Regions from separate parts of the Homo sapiens genome. Here regions 1 and 2 are each linked to region 3. A link is a loop called in an ENCODE intact Hi-C map of the cell type or tissue named here. Cell type or tissue: heart left ventricle. All regions are shown on one strand. Region 1 overlaps LARP1 (La ribonucleoprotein 1, translational regulator). Region 2 has its middle 15 kb from the start of LARP1. Region 3 has its middle 3.3 kb from the start of MIR1303.

What was found. A loop is a pair of places that touch in the nucleus more often than their neighbours do. Peaks named below come from ENCODE experiments on the same cell type or tissue, not always from the same donor. Only the 100,000 strongest peaks of a DNase experiment are listed, where the experiment ranks them.
Region 1: it touches region 3 in a loop (2.1-fold over the local background); 6 of 110 quality-filtered maps call a loop at or near these places.
Region 2: a loop joins it to region 3, with 1.9 times the contacts of the local background. A loop is called at or near these places in 70 of 110 quality-filtered maps.

What each region holds. Positions count from the first base shown.
Region 1 is chr5:154,796,053-154,798,552 of GRCh38, forward strand. The region is part of intron 8 of LARP1 (La ribonucleoprotein 1, translational regulator); the gene reads left to right. Among named protein-coding and RNA genes, the nearest start is that of MIR378H, 32 kb to the right of the region's middle. In heart left ventricle, no CTCF peak of the experiment used is centred here; no DNase peak of the experiment used is centred here.
Region 2 is chr5:154,739,534-154,742,033 of GRCh38, forward strand. It overlaps a transcript of LARP1 not described here. Among named protein-coding and RNA genes, the nearest start is that of LARP1, 15 kb to the right of the region's middle. In heart left ventricle, no CTCF peak of the experiment used is centred here; DNase peaks (open chromatin) are centred at 1,098 and 1,616.
Region 3 is chr5:154,681,204-154,683,703 of GRCh38, forward strand. It overlaps a transcript of LARP1 not described here. Among named protein-coding and RNA genes, the nearest start is that of MIR1303, 3.3 kb to the right of the region's middle. RefSeq lists silencers at 1,346-1,545, 1,586-2,065. In heart left ventricle, a CTCF peak has its summit at 1,313; DNase peaks (open chromatin) are centred at 1,468 and 1,768; H3K4me3 peaks cover 1,465 bases; H3K27ac peaks cover 1,073 bases.

The sequences.
Region 1 (2,500 bases), 110 kb after region 3:
ATATTATATATTTATATATAGTATATATATTATATATATATTTTATATATTTATATATAGTATATATATTATATATATTTTATATATTTATATATTATATATATATTTTATGTATTTATATATTATATATATATTTTATATATATATATAGTTTGTGAGAATCAGAATCCAAATAATACCTATAGGCTGGGTGCAGTGGCTCACACCTATAATCCCTGCACTTTGGGAGGCCAAGGGGAGGGTCATGTGAGCCCAGGAGTTCAAGATTAGCCTGGGTAACATAGCAGGACCCTGTCTCTACAAAAAACTAACAAGACCTGTGTATTGTCTTATTAAGTCTCCTCTTGCCTCTATTTTTCTTTTTCTTTGCCGTTTATTATTTGAATAGACTAAGTTGTACATCCTGTAGGATTTTCCACAGGGCACAGGGATGTCATTTTAACATGTTCATCTGTACTCCAAGTTTTTTGTAAATTGTGATCTAGAGGCCTGATCAGATTCAGGTTTTGAAGTTTTTTCCCCTCCTTGTCAAGAATACTTTATCATAATGATGTATTTTCTCTCAGGTGGCACATAACATTTCATTTGATTGTCTCTCTTGTGCTATAAGCTGCCAGCAGTGTTCGTTAGGATTGCAAAATGACAATATACTAATTCTGTCAGTCGGTCTTCATTTATTAGGTGGAATACCTCTTCAAGAAGTAACTTTGCCTCATCAACTGTTCAGTTACCAAGAGGTATAGTTTGTTCAGGAAGGGCAGATTAATGTTTGATCTTCCTCCCTTTGTTAGCCAGTTTGCATAATTATGAGTTGATCTCTAATAGGTTTCATAGGTGACCAGTGAGATTTGGTGGTTTGTTTTCGTATCATTTGTTATTATAAGCTTATGGGCTCAAACGTATTTATTTTGGTCCATTGCAGTTAATGGATTGGATCAAATTGTCCCACCTTTGGTCAGTGGGACCCTATACATTTCCTGCCCCAGATCTGGAATTGGCCACTTTTAAAAGGAATTCTAGTTCCTTTCTTTTGGGAAATGGTATTTAGATACCAGTCTGAGTTATAGGGGTGCTTTATTGCTACTTGGTTGGTCATTCTTTCTAGATGATTTTTTTGTTTTTTGGTGAGATAAAATACATCATGGAGTTATTCTGTTTTGTTGTTGTTGTTTTTTTTTTTTTTTTTTTTTTTTTTTTTGAGACAGAGTTTCACTCTTGTTGCCCAGGCTGGAGTGCAGTGGCATGGTCTCAGCTCACTGCAACCTCCACCTCCCAGGTTTAAGCAATTCTCCTGCCTCAGCCTTCCAAGTAGCTGGTATTACAGGCATGCACCACCACACCCAGCTAATTTTGTATTTCTAGTAGAGATGGGGTTTCACCATGTTGGCCAGGTTGGTCTCGAACTCCTGACCTCAGGTGATCCACCCACCTCGGCCTCCCAAAGTGGTGGGATTACAGGCATGAGCTACCGCGCCCGGCCTGTTCTGGTATTTTCTATTAAAGGGTCTTTACGTAGACTTGTGGATCTTTTATTTTACCTACTGCTTTCTTCCATGCCCATAATCTTAATTCCTAATGATACCAACATAATTACTCATTTTGTTTTATTTCACAGTATGTCTACCGTCTTTTTTTTTTTTTTTTAAACATTTTTTAAAGAGAGAGGGTCTTGCTCTCACAGGCTAGATTGCAGTGGTGTGATCATGGCTTACTGCAGCCTCAACCGCCTGAAATCAGGCAATCCTCTTGCCTCAGCCTCCTGAGTAGCAGGATTACAGGTGCACACCACGTGTGGCTAATTTTTAAATTTTTTGTAGAGATGAGGTCTTGCAGTGTTGCCCAGGCTGGTCTGAAATTCCTGGGCTTGAGCCATCCTCTCACTTCGGCTTCCAAAGTGTTGGGATTACAGGCGTGAGCCATTGTGCCAAGCTCTACATTCTTACAATACCTCCACTACCACTGAAAACAGTTTTTCCACTTATACAGTATCTTCAAGTCATTTGAAAGAATCTTTGTGTGGTTTCACATTTAAATTGATATATATATTAGTTTTATTTTGCTTCCAAGTTTTAGAGATTGCTTTCTCCCTACCCCTATAATTTTCTAAGTTGTTTTACATTTGTGTAAAACATTTACGTGGTTCTAGAGTCTCAGCATGGTATAGTCATAGAAGTCTGACTTAAATTCTGTCACTTACACCCTTTCTTCTCTTACAGGCAAACTTTTTAGAACCTTTCCATTTAAGAAAAAAGCAAATGCCTCTACATGTATTTGTATCCTTGGTAAATGGAAATATACAACACATGGCATTTCTTCAATTCTTTTTTGTTTTAACTTAATATATCTGGGAGCTAACTGCAAAGTAGCAGTATATAATAGAAAGATATTCCTCATTCCTGTGTACAGTTGCATAGTTCACCATTGTGTGGAATGCTCCATGTTTTTTCAACTGCTGCTCCTATAGATGGATGTTTTGGTTGTTTTTTTGAGACTAGGTCTT
Region 2 (2,500 bases), 58 kb after region 3:
CATTTGATCTACTCATTGGTTCTATGAAGACATTAAATTTTTTTTTGTAGACACAGGGTCTTGCTATGTTGACCAGGCTGATCTCACACTCCTGGCCTCAAGTAATCCTCCTACCTCAGCCTCTCAAAATGCTGGAATTACAGGCGTGAGCCACCATACCCAGCTACGTTGGCTGAATGACAGGAAGCAGGACAGGAAATATTCTTTCTCTTTATTCAGATGAGGATTCTAAGACTCGGAAAGACAAAGTGAATGTTCTCACAGTCAACAGTGAGCCACCCCTCTGAATTTCCAGCCCTGAGTTTGGGCTGGGATCCACTGTCTCCTTCGCAAACAAACCATTCCAGAGAACCTGAGTCTAAGAGGTTTTAAAACCACTAGCAAGCAAGGTGTGGTGGCTCATGCCTGTAATCCCAGCACTTCAGGAGGCTGAGGCAGGAGGATAGCCTGAGGCCAGGAGTTGGAGACCAGACCAGGCAACATAGTGAGACCTTGTCTCTAAAAATGCCAAGCCCGCCCTGGTCCCAAGAAAAAACACACCACACACACAAACATTAAAAAAAAAAAAAAAAAAATAGCTGGGCGCGGTGGCTCATGCCTGTAATCCCAGCACCTTGGGAGGCCGAGGCGGGTGGATCACCTGAGGTCAGGGGTTCGAGACCAGCCTGACCAACACAGAGGAACCCCATCTCTACTAAAAAAATACAAAATTAGCCAGGCGTGGTGGCACATGCGTGTAATCCCAGCTACTGGGGAGGCTGAGGCAGGAGAATCGCTTGAATCTGGGAGGCGGAGGTTGCGATGAGCCGAAATCGTGCCATTGCACTCCAGCCTGGGCAACAAGAGTGAAACTCTGTCTCAAAAAAAAAAAAAAAAAAAAGATTAAATTACCACCACCAACACTCAGTAGGTGGCAGTTAACAGTAATCTACATTTATTGCTCTCCCATTATCAATTAACAGTTTGTAATTCTCCCAACAGCCTAATGAGGATTCTCCCTGTTTTACACTAGAGGAAGCAGAGACACAGAGAGGTTTTATGGCTTGCTCAAGCTCACACAGCAAGTCCGCTGCAGAGCTGGAATTCCACCCAGGCAGCCTGGCCGGAAGCCCAGGCCTTTCACCCCTATGCTACACTGCCTTGTGTTACACCATACTGCTGATTAAAGAACTTTCTAAACAAAGCCATTCATTGGTGAGATGAGCAGCTCTGAAAGGCACTGAGGGCCCCTATTCTGAGCACTTCAAGTGGAATCATGGTGGAGGCATCTTTGGAAGACAGTTAGGTTTAAGGCAAAGGACTGGGCCAAGCATCCCTTTTAATCCAGAAATGAGGGGATTTGATGAAATCTCTTGCAGATTCTAGCCTTTCAGGTCAGGACAGTGACAAGTCCTCCTTGCCCCTGGGCTTCCAGATTGAAAATGTTTTCCCAGCCTGCCCACCATCCTCTCCTCAGGGGCACTGGGATCAAGTGAGCTGGGAGAACAGGTGGCTGTGCATGGATCATCCTGGAAATCTGACAGCATGGTCCCCAGTCCAGGGACTGGGGAAGAGGAACAGCAGAACACTAAATTACAGGGTGTTTGTTGCTTGATTAAATCAGTGCACTCAGTGCAGCGCGGTGGAGATGCAACACGCCAGGCTCACTCCTGGGCTTGAGGCCCAGATGTTAATCATAGAGCTGCAGTCAGAACGCCAAGGGCTCTCAGTAACACCTCTTTTAAATGCTTCATTTCACTCATAGGCCTACAGAAGCCCAGAGAGGGGAAGCAGCTTGTCAGAGGCCACGCAGCATTCTTTCAACACATACTGAGTGCCTACTGAGGGATACTAAAGGTGAATAAAATAGCCACGTGCTCCAGGGTCATGGAGCTTGCACGTTAGTGGAGGCAATGGGCAAAAAGCAGATAAACACACAAAATCAGAGGTTGTGATCTGTGCTATGGAGAACATGGAGTATTTCAACCAGGCTGATCAAGGGTGGTCCCTCTGAGAAGGGGCCATTTAAGCTGAGGCTTGAAGGATGCAAAGTATCGGGTGTTTGTGTGTGGGTGGGGGGAGTGGGAATGCAGTGGGAACACCATGCCCTAGGGGCCCGCAGGCTGGGATGAGTTTCCGTGTGTTTCTGGGGCTGGCACAGAGCAAGGCCAGGTGCAAGAAACGGGGGGAAAATCTGGAGGTAAATGGGTTCTGGAGCATAGAGGGTATGTGGGCCAAAGTGAGAGGTCTAGAGTTTATTCTTGTAATAGGCAGTTATGGAGGGTTGTTTGTTTGTTTGTTTTTAAGAGAGTGGCAGACATACTGTAACATTTCCTGCTTTTCCTAAATGAGGGACTCCTGGGAGGTTTACAAAAAACACACCAGGCAATGATACCTATGCAAAATGAGCCCAGCCCAGCTTTTCCTTGTCTTTATCTGGAGTCTCTGTGTATTTTATTCACATTAGGTAATTAGGCCATTCATGTTCCTTCTAATGAACCTAGAGATATGTCTCAAATAG
Region 3 (2,500 bases):
GCCTACTTTGCTTGCCTGGCCTCCGGCTGCTCTGGGTGGTCTATTCAGTGGGCCAGCACACATGCAACTTCTTCCTGTGTCTACCGTCCCCACCTCACAAGAACCTCTTCCTCCAAGGAGCCGCCTTGACCAGCCCAACCCTTAAGAATCACATAGCCCTTATCACAAATGGATCGACAGGGTGGCTACAGAGATGCTAGACACAATCATATCCATAAAGACTCTGAAAAACAGACATACATTCTCAATTATACACACAGACACACACATGCAACCTCAAGATGCCCTGTAGCCCTGGTCACAGACTGATCACAAATGTATTACCATACACATGCACACACACAAATATCCAAGCATAACACGATCTCAGACAGGAGTCCCGTATACACATACACATTTATACAATACTGGCACACACAAAAAACCCCCACACATACCCCCCAAGGATATGCTGTCACATTCACAAACTCATAAATTCACATAAATATGCATATTTAAAACAAACTCAGGAAAGCCCATAGGTCTTATACAGTTAACACCTAGGCATATAAAGATACACACCTGTCCATATACACAGAAATGTATTCTTGGCACACGACCTCATATACAGCTATTAATGTGCTTACATACATAAGGCATACATATATACACATTATTCAATGACACATACACTCCTATATATTCACCCAAACACACATATGTAACAGACATACAAAAAGACATTTAAAAAAATTCCATTTGTCCTCTTCTATACACACAGATGTACTCCCATAGTACATTTTATTCATTCATCATTTATATTACAAAACATTGCTAAGGAAACTTCCTTGGTGTGACTTCCAAATTCAACCTTGTGTTATAGCTACTTGTGTAGACTAGCAAAAATGCATCGAGTAGGCTCATTTCTCCCTTTAAATTTCCACTTGCGGATACGCCTTGTGGATTTGCTTTCTCCCCTGCAAGCCCTCACCTCTCTCTGTCCCCCTTTTTTTTTTTGAGACAGGGTTGCCCAGGCTGGAATGCAGTGGCACGATCTTGCCTCACTGTAGCCTCCGCCTCCCAGGTTCAAGTGATTCTCCTGCCTCAGCCTCCCAAGTAGCTGGGACTTCAGGCGCGCGCCACCACGCCCAGCTAATTTTTGTATTTTTAGTAGAGACGGGGTTTCGCCATGTTGGCCAGGCTGGTCTTGAACTCCTGACCTCAGGTGATCCGGCCGCCTCGGCCTCCCAAAGTGCTGGGATTGCAGGCGTGAGCCACCGCGCCCGGCCCCTCTGTCCCTTTTTGACTGCCCAGTCCCCCAGGCCTCCGCTGGAAGGCGCTCACTAAAGGTTCAGAGTCCGAAGCCGCATTCCCGGGCACCCTCCCCGGCCCCTCCCATCCCACAGAGGCAGGGGTGGGTCCGTGGGTGTGGCAATGAACCACGTGTACCCACGGGACTCTCGAAGTGGGGGAGGGGAAGGGGCGCAGCACGCCACCCTCCTTTCTCCGCCCCTGCCCTACCCTCTCCGCTGTTCCCCCACTGTCCTCCCCCAGCCCAGCCCAACCTCAGCCGGCCGCGGGAGGAGGCGGGAGCTGGGGCTTCGAACTGCCCCCTCCCACCTCCGCCTCTCCCCCGTCTCCTCTCCCCCTTTCCTCTTTCTCCTCCCCCATCCCACTTCTCTCTCCTTTTCCTCTTTCTTTCTCCCCTCCTCCCTCCATTCCACCCGCCTCCTTTTACCCCGCCCTGCCAGTCGTCCTCCCCCTCGCCCCCTCCGCCTCCCTCCAGCTCCGCCGCCAGAGGCTGAGTCATCGCTGCTGCGGCGCTGCCGGCCGTGCTGGGAGAGCAGGCGAGCAGGTAGGGAGGGTGTGAAGCAAGCGACGCCGTGCGACCCGGCACCACCGTCTGGGCCCTTTCCCGGAGAGGCCTGGGGAGGGGGCACCGAAAGGGGCCCGGGCCGCGGTGGGGGACGGGCGACGGGCCCCGGAAAGGCACAGATCTTACCCCTCAACCCCCATCCTTACAGGAGCCGCTTTGCAGCATTCTCAGCCGCACATGCAAATTAATACCTAACATTAGGGTGGCATCTGGGCCAGGCAAGTCAAACTGACGGCCCACGGACAGATCTGGCCGGCACCTGATATTTATTTGGCTCACACAGTGTTGTGTTTGTTTGTTCTGAAGTTTTAACTATTAATAGTTGCCAATACTTAAACATCACTCATTTCTTGGAAAATCAGATTCCCAACTCAAAAAATTAGAATATATGTCAACGTATTTCCCATGATAACTCTAGCCTATTTCTGAGTGGGGATACCTTTGTGTAGTCAGGGCATTGCACCCTCCCTACCTGCTCGCCCTCTAGTTTGCCACAGTCTCCGCTACTCCCTACTGTTTCACCTAGGCCACTGAACTTCCTTTGTGTTTCCTGCCAGGCCTCATATGGAATGATTCCTAGTCTAGTCCACCCCATTCATATTTTACATGGGGATTAGGAAGTGAGGGTAGGGCATTTCCCAAAGT